Regions from separate parts of the Homo sapiens genome. Here region 1 is linked to region 2. A link is an interaction called in ENCODE POLR2A ChIA-PET data of the cell type or tissue named here. Cell type or tissue: OCI-LY7. All regions are shown on one strand. Links, peaks and the distances in the headings refer to the core of each region. The heading gives the core; the rest is flanking DNA.

The links. Peaks named below come from ENCODE experiments on the same cell type or tissue, not always from the same donor. Only the 100,000 strongest peaks of a DNase experiment are listed, where the experiment ranks them.
Region 1: POLR2A ChIA-PET joins it to region 2 with 13 read pairs; 2 of 35 experiments call an interaction of 5 or more read pairs at or near these places.

What each region holds. Positions count from the first base shown.
Region 1 is chr16:4,305,457-4,310,822 of GRCh38, forward strand. No RefSeq gene overlaps it. Among named protein-coding and RNA genes, the nearest start is that of GLIS2, 7.9 kb to the right of the region's middle. RefSeq lists an enhancer at 1-367. In OCI-LY7, for the core only: CTCF peaks have their summits at 4,452 and 4,675; DNase peaks (open chromatin) are centred at 1,185, 1,595, 2,325 and 4,425; H3K4me3 peaks cover 3,052 bases; H3K27ac peaks cover 4,186 bases.
Region 2 is chr16:3,584,412-3,589,777 of GRCh38, forward strand. SLX4 (SLX4 structure-specific endonuclease subunit) reads right to left here. Exons shown (of 15, transcript NM_032444.4): 12 at 4,591-5,366; 13 at 358-460. Among named protein-coding and RNA genes, the nearest start is that of NLRC3, 9.7 kb to the left of the region's middle. RefSeq lists enhancers at 2,997-3,066, 5,086-5,366. In OCI-LY7, for the core only: no CTCF peak of the experiment used is centred there; a DNase peak (open chromatin) is centred at 3,350; H3K4me3 peaks cover 2,543 bases; H3K27ac peaks cover 3,718 bases.

The sequences.
Region 1 (5,366 bases), core at 265-5,264, 720 kb after region 2:
GGAAGACGTCAGGGTGTGAACTGTCACTTAAGGAACAGTTTAGGATAGAGCAAGGGATGAGGAAGCCCACCTGGAGTTCGGCAGGAGTGGGTGACCTCAGGTAGCCCCCTCTTTTGAGAAACCTGGCCGGGAAGGTTGGAGACATGGCTGTGGCTTGAGGCTAGTGTTTTTTTCTTTTTGGGGACGGAGTTTCACTCTTGTTGCCCAGGCTGGAGTGCAATAGCACGGTCTCGGCTCACTGCAACTTCTACCTACCAGGTTCAAGGGATTCTCCTGCCTCAGCCTCCCAAGTAGCTGGAATTACAGGCGCCTGCCATCATGCCCAGCAAATTTTTGTATTTTTAGTAGAGAAGGGGTTTCACCATGTTGGCCAGGCTGGTCATTACAGGCCTGAGCCACCTCGCCGGGCAAGACTAGTGTTTGATTGTTCGTTTTGAGATGGAATCTTGCTCTGTCAGCTCACTGCAACATCTGCCTTCCAAGTTCAAGCGATTCTCTTGCTTCAGCCTCCAGAGTAGCTGGGACTACAGCCATGTGCCATCACGCCCCGCTAATAGAGATAGGGTCTTACCATGTTGCCCATGCTGGTCTTGAACTCCTGGGCTTAGGAGATCCTCCCACCTCGGCCTCCCAAAGTGCTGAAATTACAAGTGTGAGCCACTGTGCCCGTCCTGGAGTCAAAGGCTTTGGACTTGAATGCCATCTCTGCTACTTTAGAGCTGTGTGTGCATGTACTTTTAACTTCTCTCTGTCTCCCTCTCAAAATGGGCCCGATAGTAGGTTCCATTTTGGTCTGGTCCCACCAGGACCTCTGACTCGCTGGCGACCTCAGGTAGGGGCTCATGTAATAGCCCAGCTCCTCAAACACGGAGGATGGGTCCCACTCCTGACCCAGCCTCATTTTACAGCAGAGCGTGAAGGCCGAGACTAGAGGCTGCACCAGGCTGGGGAAGGGGCAAATTCTAGATTACTCACCAGGCCCGTACCCATGAGAGCCCTCAGGCCTGCAGCACCGTGGATCCAGAGGCAGAGACAGAGCTTTGTAGAAGGGTGAAAACACTTCCTCCCCGCTTCCGGCTGCAGAAAAGCCACTTTCTCGCGGCAGAGCCCAGACTGGCAACCCCCAGGCCTTCTGCACCTCACCTGGGCAGCAGGCACGCTGACTGTGTGTGTTTCAATCTCTCCAGGCTCAGAGGGATGGCGGGGGATGCTGCCTGCGCGGTTGCTAGTGGCGGACACAGCTGCCTGGCTGACACTGCCTTTGTCATGCTCCAGAGCACTCAGCCAGCCCGGGGCCCCTCACCCACTCCCTCTCTCCTCCTGCCACCAGAAGCAGCCTCTTCCCGGCTCCCACCCTTTCTCCCCGAAGCCACTTGTACCTGCTCCAGAGCCTGGAGAGGTGACAAGTGCTTCCCAGACAACAAAAGCATCTCCCAGGAGAACAGATGTTACGCACACTCAGCTACACCCTTGCTCTGTGCCCTGATTTTAAGCTGTGTTTGGGCAGCTCTTTGGGATGAAACTGAGGCAAGGGGTAAAGGGCCTGTCTTGGTCAAGGTCATCCCACCTTGGGACTCCTGGGTGTGTTTCAGACATCCGTCCCCTTGGGTTCCAATGCTGGTCTGGCCACTTACAAGCTGTGTGACCTTGGGCAAGTTATTTGACCTCCCAGAGCCTAATTTCCCCCCAGATAACGACAGATAGGTAGTGAACCCACCTCTTGCTAAAAAATGTGAGCCATTATTGTCATTACTCCATCCTTTTAATTCCTCTTTCTCTCCACTCCAGCCACATCCGCCTCAATGCCTGCTGCCCCTGGACCTTAGGCTTGGGATGTGAAATCTTTCTGGAATGTTCCTTCGTTAGTTCCTCGCATGGCTTGTTCCCTCGCTTCCCTCTTTTGAGTCTTGACTCAAGTCACCTCCCCAGGGAGGCCCTGTCCTGCCCTGTCCTCCCTGGGCGCTTATGTGACATCCGAGGCGGTTTCCCAATTCGACTACCTGTGGCTCTTGCGCCTGGAACGTAAGCCCCACGAGGACAGGACTGTTTCACTTCTGACTCCCGTGTCCGCAGCGATGGAAAGAATGACTGTGGGCGCCTACCCCCGGAGGATGCTGTCGGCGCCCAGTCTGGCGGCTCCCGGCGCGCGCCCGCGAGGTCACGTCCGGGGCGCGCCGGCCGGAAGGAGGCCCCGCGTGGGGGTAGGGGCGGGGCGTCCGAGCCAGGCCACGCCCCCCGGACTCGCGCCCCCCTCTCAGCGGCAGAGCCAGCCAGCCTGGGGCCGCCTCGCACTTCCGCTCACCAGCCGGCTTGTTCATATTCATGAGGCGGGCGAGAGGCGGGGCCCGGGTCACCGGCGGCGCCCCGCCCCTGGCTTGGAATCCCGCCCCGGCGGAGGCTTGGGCCCCAGTGGGGCGCCCCCAGCTTCCGCCTCGGGGAGGGAGTTTCCACTTGGTCACGACTCAAAAATGTGTCGCTCGCGCTTCTCCGCCCCCTCGTTCCTGCCCTGGGGGGGTCTCCTCCCTCGGAAGGCAGGAGGGGAGGGGCCAAGGGAGGGACGGCTCCTCCTCCCCGGGGCAGGTCCTTAGGGATCCCGGGCGGACTCCTCTCCCTCCAAGTTAGCGCCTTCAACAATCTTTCCCCTACCCCGTCAGACAGTCTTCTGTCGCCCAGAGCTGGAGTGCAATGGCGCGATCTCGGCTCACTGCAAGCTCCGCCTCTCAGGTTCAAGCGATTCTCCTCCTTCAGCCTCCCGAGTAGCTGGGATTGCAGGTGCGCGCCAACACGCCTGGCTAATTTTTGTATTTTTAGTAGAGATGTGGTTTCACCATGGTGGCCAGGCTGGTTTTGAACTCCTGACTTCGTGATCTGCCCGCCTCGGCCTCCCAAAGTGCTGGGATTACAGGCGTCAGACGGCGCACCCAGCCCTGCAATAATCTTAAATTTTTTTTTTTTTTTGAGTTGGAATCTCGCTCTGTTGCCCAGGCTGGAGTGCAATGGCGTGATCTGGGCTCATCGCAACCTCTGCCTCCCGGGTTCAAGCGATTCGCCCACCTCAGCCTCCCAAAGTGCTGGGATTACAGGCCTGAGCCACTGTGACCGGCCTTTTTTTTTTTTTTTTTTTTTTTGAGACTGGGTCTCACTCCGTCCCCCAGGCTGGAGTTCAGTGGCACAATCGGCTCACTGCAGCCTCCACCTCCTGGGTTCAAGCAATCTTCCCGCCTCAGCTGTCCAAGTAGCTGTGACTACAGTCATGCACCACCACAACTAGCTAATTTTTTAATTTTTTGTAGAGATGGGGCAGGGTCTTAGTATGTTGCCCAGGCTGTTCTCGAACTCCTGGGCTCAAGCAATCCTCCTGCCTCGGCCTCCCAAAGTGCTGGAACTACAGGCGTGAGCTACTGTGCCCAACCAAAACTACCTTTTTTACTTTTTATTTATTTATTTTGCGATGGCGTCTCGCTCTGTCACCCAGGCTGGAGTGCAGTGGTGCAATCTCAGCTCACTGCAACCTCTGCCTCCTGGTTTCAAGCGATTCTCGTGCCTCAGCCTCCTGAGTAGCTGGGATTACAGGCGTGTGCCACCATGTCCAGCTAATTTTTGTATTTTCAGTAGACACCGTGTCTCACTATGTTGACCAGGCTGGTCTTGAACTCCTGACCCCAAGAGATCCACCTGCCTTGGCCTCCCAAAGTGCTGTGATTACAGGGATGAGCCACCAGGCCCAGCCCAAAACTACCTCTTTTAAACTTCCCAAGGATCTGTGCAATATTATGATACCGAGAAGTTCAGAGCAGTTGAGTGACTCACCCACGTCACACAGCCGGCCTCAGGTTTTCCAGAAAGGTTGGTCCTGCTGGGTTGGGGTGGCAGGTGCATGTCTCCCACGGCCTTTCAGGAAATGAGGCTTACCTAAGGCACTCCTGTCTTGCTGGATGTGGCTGAAGGTTGGGTCTGTGCGCCACACTGATGGGAGGGAGAAGCTACATGCTAGGAGAAACGAAACCATGAAGGCAGGACAGGCTGCGTAATGTAAAATGAAAATTCGCGGGCCATGTTCTAAAATGATTAAGAATTTCAAGACGGTGACAGCAGAACATTCAGCCACACTCAGGCCCTTCTAAGGGCCAGCCCTGTGCAACTGCATAGCTCACATGGCTTCCATGAAGCAAGCCTCTGATGAAGGAGCCCAAGGGTGACAGCGCTGCCACCAGGGACATCCCCACCTCTGATAGAACTCTCCCCCCTAGCCCAGGCGCCCCATCCCGTCCCCGCCCTGGAATGCAGGACCCAGTCTCTAGACTTCCAAAAGCTGAGCATTTTAGGCTTTGCAGGACAGGTTCTTGGGGAGTCAGGTGGGTCACCCTGGGAGTGTCTCACATCTGCAAGTCCCAGCCAGGCCCCTGGGGCTGCACCTCCTGGGCATTTTCAGCTCTGGGCCCTGCGGGCAGGTGGCGCTGTGTTGTACATGCCAGGCCCAGCATGGCTTCGGTTCTGACTTGAAGCCCTCCTTTCTCCCTGGGGCAGGGAATGAGAAGCAGCCAGGGCCGCTTCCTAGAATAAACACCCCACCCGCAGACAGCCCCAGCTCTGTAGGCTCAGCCAGCCAGCGCCAATGGAGAGAGAGGCTCGCCAGGCCACCGGCTCAGGGTTGATAAGTCATCCTGATCTCACTCCCTCCATCACTCCTGCCTTGTGACTGGGCTCTGCCCGCTGTGGGCTGCTTCATTCATAATAGCTACCATTTGCGGGCTCTTTCTCCCAGCCACGTGCTGCTGGAAGCCCTTTCTGTGCACTTCCCACTGAGCCTCACAGAGGCCAGTGGTAATAGGTACCCTGAGGACTGCGATTTCATAGATGGGGAAACCGAGGCTCAGAGAGGTTAGAGGGCTTGGCCAAGGTCAAGGGCCAGAGGTCTGGATCTGCCACCATTCATCCATTCTGATTCCTGTCATCTCTCCTACATCTACAATGTAGGTCTCAAGGGTTACTTCTTTTGTTTTTTTGTTTTTTTTGGTTTTTTAGAGATAGGGTCTAAGGGCCAGGCGCGGTGCCTCATGCCTGTAATCCCAGCACTTTGGGAGGCTGAGGTGGGTGGATCACCTGAGGTCGGGAGTTAGAGACCAGCATGGCCAACATGGCAAAACCCCATCCGTATTAAAAATACAAAAATTAGGCGGATGTGGTGGCACACGCCTGTAATCCCAGCTACTCAGGAGGCTGAGGGAGGAGAATAGCTTCAACCTGGGAGACAGAGGTTGTACCACTGCACTCCAGCCTGGGTGACAAGCAAGACTCCGTCTCAGAAAAAAAAAAGAGACAGGGTCTCAGCTGCATATGGTGGCTCACGCCTGTTATGAGGCTAA
Region 2 (5,366 bases), core at 292-5,291:
CTCTGTCTTTCAAAAAAAAAATCAGACCTCCTCACTCAGACTGCTCTGGCTAGGGGGCCATTTCCATCTACATGGAATATGGGGACCTGCTGCCCAGGGGTGACATGCACGAATCCTGTGTGTTGCCTCCCTGGGGAATGGTACGCAGAGAGAACTGGGAGGCTCACCCCGGCACCCAGCAGTCACACATGCTCCCTAAGGAGCTGACTGCAGACCTTTCTTCCCAAGCCCAGGCCAGCTGCATCCACCAGACCCAGAGACCACACGGGGGGCCCTTCCGCCCCCAGGTGTGTGAAACCCAGTTACTTATGGGAGGGAAAAGACCACTGTGGGCAACAAGCTTTGAAGACCGCCAACCTATCCAGTTCCTTCTTCAGCACCGGCGTCTCCATAATGGAATACTGTGGCATCGGCGTTATGGGCACTTTGGGGGGCAAGTTCTTCTTCCGATTAGCACCTTCTGGGTAAAACAAAAGAAGCACACGTTTTAGCATGAGGGACACGGATTTCCCACATCTGATCCCAGTAGCGTGACCAAGAGGAATAATGCACTTGAAGATAACCCAAGCATCGTTTTGCTCCATGAAAGCAACAGTGGTCACCCCTTCCCTGTCTGGAGCAGGGGCTTCCCAATGATAGCATCGGTGACACGCACTGAGGACCACACCTTGTATAACACGGGTGCCGGGTGAACAGAGCTCCTGGGGCCACTGAACCCAACAGCCCGGCACGTGACTAAAACTTATGCATGTAAACTTAAAAATATCTGACCCACAGTGACAACTTGAGACAATGGGCCACACTGATACTCTTCAAACAGGCTTAGACATCAGTTTTGCTTTTTAAAAATAATTCATCAATTTAAAAAAACCCAGTTAAAAAATGGGCAAAGGGGCCGGGCGCGGTGGCTCACGCCTGTAATCCCAGCACTTTGGGAGGCCGAGGTGGGCGGATCACGAGGTCAGGAGATCGAGACCATCCTGGCTAACACGGTGAAACCCCGTCTCTATTAAAAATACAAAAAATTAGCTGGGCGTGGTGGCGGGCGCCTGTAGTCCCAGCTGCTTGGGAGGCTGAGGCAGGAGAATGGCGTGAACCTGGGAGGCGGAGCTTGCAGTGAGCCGAGATCACACCACTGCACTCCAGCCTGGGCGACAGAGCAAGACTCTGTCTCAAAAAAAAAAAAAAAAAAGGGCAAAGGATGTGAACAGACATTTCTCCAGAGAAGATCTACAAATGGCCAATAAGCACATGAAAAGGTGCCCGACATCATTAGTCATCAGGGAAATGCAAGTCAAAACCACAGTGAGATACCACTGCACGCCCACTAGGATGGCCATAACAAAAAACACAGAGGGTTTGGGCAAAATGGCAGAACCCTATCTCTACAAAAAAAAAAAAAAAAAAATACAAAAAAAGTTAGCAGGGTGTGGTGGCCCAAGTCACCAATGTGGGCAGCTGTTTGTGGCTGGTTCCAGCTACTCGGGAGGCTGAGGTGGGAGGATCACCTGAGCCAGGAAGGTTGAGGCTGCAGCAAGCCATGAACACGCCACTGCACTCCAGCCTGGGCGACAGAGCAAGACCTTGTCTCAAAACAATAACAACAACAACAAAAACAGAATAACAAGTGTTGGTGGAGATTTAAAATGGTGCAGTCACTTTGGAAAACAGTCTCGCAGTTCCTCACAATGCTAAACACAGTTGCCATATGACCCAGCAATTCCACTCCTAAGTACAGAACCAAGAAGAAGGAAAACATGTCTACACGAAAACTTGCACATCAATATTCCTAAGTGGCATTATTAATAACCACAAATTAAAAACAACCCGTGTGTCCACTAGTAGATGAATGGATAAGCAAAATGTGGCATACCATCAGTGGGGTATTAGACATACAAAGGAATGTATGCCCAAAGCCAGGGCAACATAGCAAGACCCAGTCTCTACTAAAAAAAAAAAATTAGCTGGGCATGGTGGCAGCTGCCTGTAGTCCCAGCTACTCAGGAGGTTGAGGTGGGAGGATCACTTGAGCCTGGGAGGTCGAGGCTACAATGAGCTGTAATTGCGCCACTGCACTTCAGCCTGGGTGACAGAGCAAGACCCCTGACTCAAAAACAGGCCAGGCACAGTGGCTCAGGCTTGTAATCCCAGCACTGTGGGAGACCAAAGTGGGTGGATCACTTGAGGTTAGGAGTTCGAGACCAGCTTGGCCAACATGGTGAAACCCCATCTGTACTAAAAATACAAAAAAATTAGCCGGGCATGGCATGGCGATGGGCGCTTGTAATCCCAGCTACTCGGGAGGCTGAGGCGGGAGAATCGCTTGGACCCAGGAGGTGGAGGTTGCAGTGAGCCGAGATCGTGCCACTGCACTCTAGCCTGGGCAACAGAGAGAGGCTCCGTCTCAAAAAAAAAAAAAAAGAATAAAAAGGAATAAAATACTGATCCATGCTACAACATGTATGAATCTTGAAAACTGTATGCTAACTGAAAGAAGCCAGACACAGACACAAAAGGCCACATATTAGTTATATATGGCTCTGTTTATATGAAATGTCCAGGACAGGCAAATCCATAGAGACAGAAAGGTTCTTGGTTGCCAGGGCTGGGGGAAGGGGAAGGTGAGAGACTGCTCATGGGTACAGGATTTTTGAGATGATGAAAATGTTCTAGAATTAGAGAGTGGGGACAATTGTACAACACTGTGAATGTACTGAGAAGCACTGAACTGTCCATTTTAAAAGGGTGGATATTATGGTATGTGAATTATATCTAAATAAAGCTGTTACTTTAAAAAATAATAGGCTGGGCGAGGTGGCTCACGCCTGTAATCCCAGCACTTTGGGAGGCCGAGGTGGGCGGATCACCTGAGGTCAGCAGCTCAAGACCAGCCTGATCAACATGGTGAAACCCGACTCTACTAAAAATACAAAAATTAGCTGGGCGTGGTGCTGGGTGCCTGTAATCCCAGCTACTCGGGAGGCTGAGGCAGGAGAATCCCTTGAACCCGAGAGGTGGAGGTTGCAGTGAGCCGAGATAGCCCCACTGCACTCCAGCCTGGTGACACATTGGAAACAGTCAGACTTTGGTTCTTCTGCCTTTTATGACCATGGAGCCCTTTGAGCCCCCGATGAAAGCGGCAGGCTCTGTCTCCTGAGAAAAGCACGATTCTTCCTGTGGCCGCAGCGTCGTCCTGAAGCCCACCTCAGATCTGCTGTGCAGCCTCCTGCAGCTGTTCTCACAGCACTGCCTGGGAACTGGTTAGAAATGCAAATTCTTAGTCACCCTCCCGAAGCAAGGCTCTGGGGCAGGCTGGGCCACGGGCGTGCTATAAGAAGCTCTCCAGGTGTTTCTGAAGCCCCTGAGGGCCGAGGACACTATCAGTGGCCTCATTCATCTGGATTTTGGGAGGAAATGGGCCCCCAGGCCGCAGGCAGGTGCTCACTCACAGCCTGGCCTTTCTCCCAGTCATGCTCAGCCCAGCCCGGCCTGTCCTTGCCCTCCCCGGAGGTGCCTGGATGGGAGCAGCAGCACCGAGGGGGCCGACACCTGGGGCTCTGACTCTCCCCGGGGACTGAAATGAGCAGGGAGGTGGCATCCCTGCACCTGGGAGGACCAGGAAGAACAGGCCTAACAGCCTCTCACACTTGTCCCACCTGATTCTTTTTTTAATTGAGGTGAAATTCACATAAAAAAATCGTAAAGGGAATAATTCAGTGGCATTAAGTATTCACAATGTTGTACAACCATCACCTCTATCTATTTGCAAAACATTTTCACCACCCCAAAAGGACACCCTGTATCCCATAAGCAGTCACTCCCCATTCCCCCTCCCTCCAACCCAGGCCAACCACTAACCTGCATTTTCTCTGGATTTGCCTATTCTAGACATTTCATATCCATGAGTGCAGACAGTACATGACCTTCTATGTCTGGCTTCTCTCACCCGGCAGCATGTTTTCTGGGTCGTCCACGCGGTAGCGTGTGGCAGTGCCTCACTCCTCTTTGTGGCTGAACACTATTCCATTTTCTAGTGGTCTAGATGGACCACGTTTGGTTTCCCTGTTCATCTCCTGACGGGCATTTGGGTTGCTTCCAGCTTTTGGCGATTGTGAACAGCGCTTCTATGAACATGCATGTCTGAGTCCCTGTTTTTAATTCTTTTGGATATACAGGTAAAAGTGGAATTGCTGGGTCCTGCAGTCAATCTACGGTTAACATTCTGGAGAACCACCCTGGTCCAATCTTAAGGCATGCCGATACTTGCTGAATGAGTTGTGGCCTTTGGAGGTGCCGGCTCCGTGTTCTGGAGAAGGGTCCACAGATGTGGATTTTTAACACATGCCCAGGTGAGCACTGGAGCCAGGCAAGTTTGGGAAACACTGACTTACTGGCTGAGAAGTGTAGCATGAGAACCAGCCCGGCTCTCCTCCACTGTGGAGGGGAGTCTGGAAGGCAGCGGAAGTGTCATGCCTCAGGTCAGCAGGCATTCAGAGGGCAGCCCCTGGGTCTCATGACTGATCTTCCCACCCTCTTAGTGTAAAATAGTAACAAAGACAGTCCCCTTCCCCAGCTCTCCTGGCTACTCACTGGGTGTCTCTAACCCTTCGGGCTTCTGAGCTCCACCAGCGCTTGGCATCTGGGCCGGAGGAGGGGTCTCTGGAGGCCTCTGCTCTTCCCCGTCCCAAACGTCCCACAGAGCCGAATTCAGAAAGCTCGGCCTGCTATTCCCCAGGGAGCCCGCGCCCGAGGACTTCTCTTGCAATTTCCTCTGGGTAGTGCAGCTTCCTCGGATGGGGGTGGTGTCCAGGAGTCCCGGGGAGCGACAGTCACGGCTGTCGGCGGCCTCGTTCATCCTGCGGCTGGGGCTGCTGGTGCTCAGGGGGCCGGTCCGCTCCAGGTTCCAGTGGTCAATGGGAATTGGCGAGAGGGGCTCCATGTGCCAGCAGCAGTCGTCAATTGGAATTGGGGGGTCACTGTCCAGTGGGGGGCTTCTGTTGGCCTGATGGGAGGCCACCTCCTGCTCATCGTCACTGTCTCCGACTTCCACCACTTCACCCGCTGGGGTCTGGTTCAGGAAGCTTGGCCCAGGCGGCGAGTGTTTCAGGAACCGCCTGCTGAAGTGGGCGCGGTCCCCTGAGATGGGATGTGGAGCCAGCGGAGAGGAGTGCGGGTGGCCCCCGGGGTGGGGACGGGAAGGGCTTCTGTGGCCTTGCCTTCTGCCGTCAGAAGTTCCTGGAGAGACGGGAGTGAGGCATGAGGACGGTGTCTGGGGCGGTGGTGTCTGGGGCCTGATGACAGAAAACTTCTGTGCGACTTCGTTCCCTTCCCTGTTTCCTACTGAGGCCCTGGGCGTGTGCTGAGTC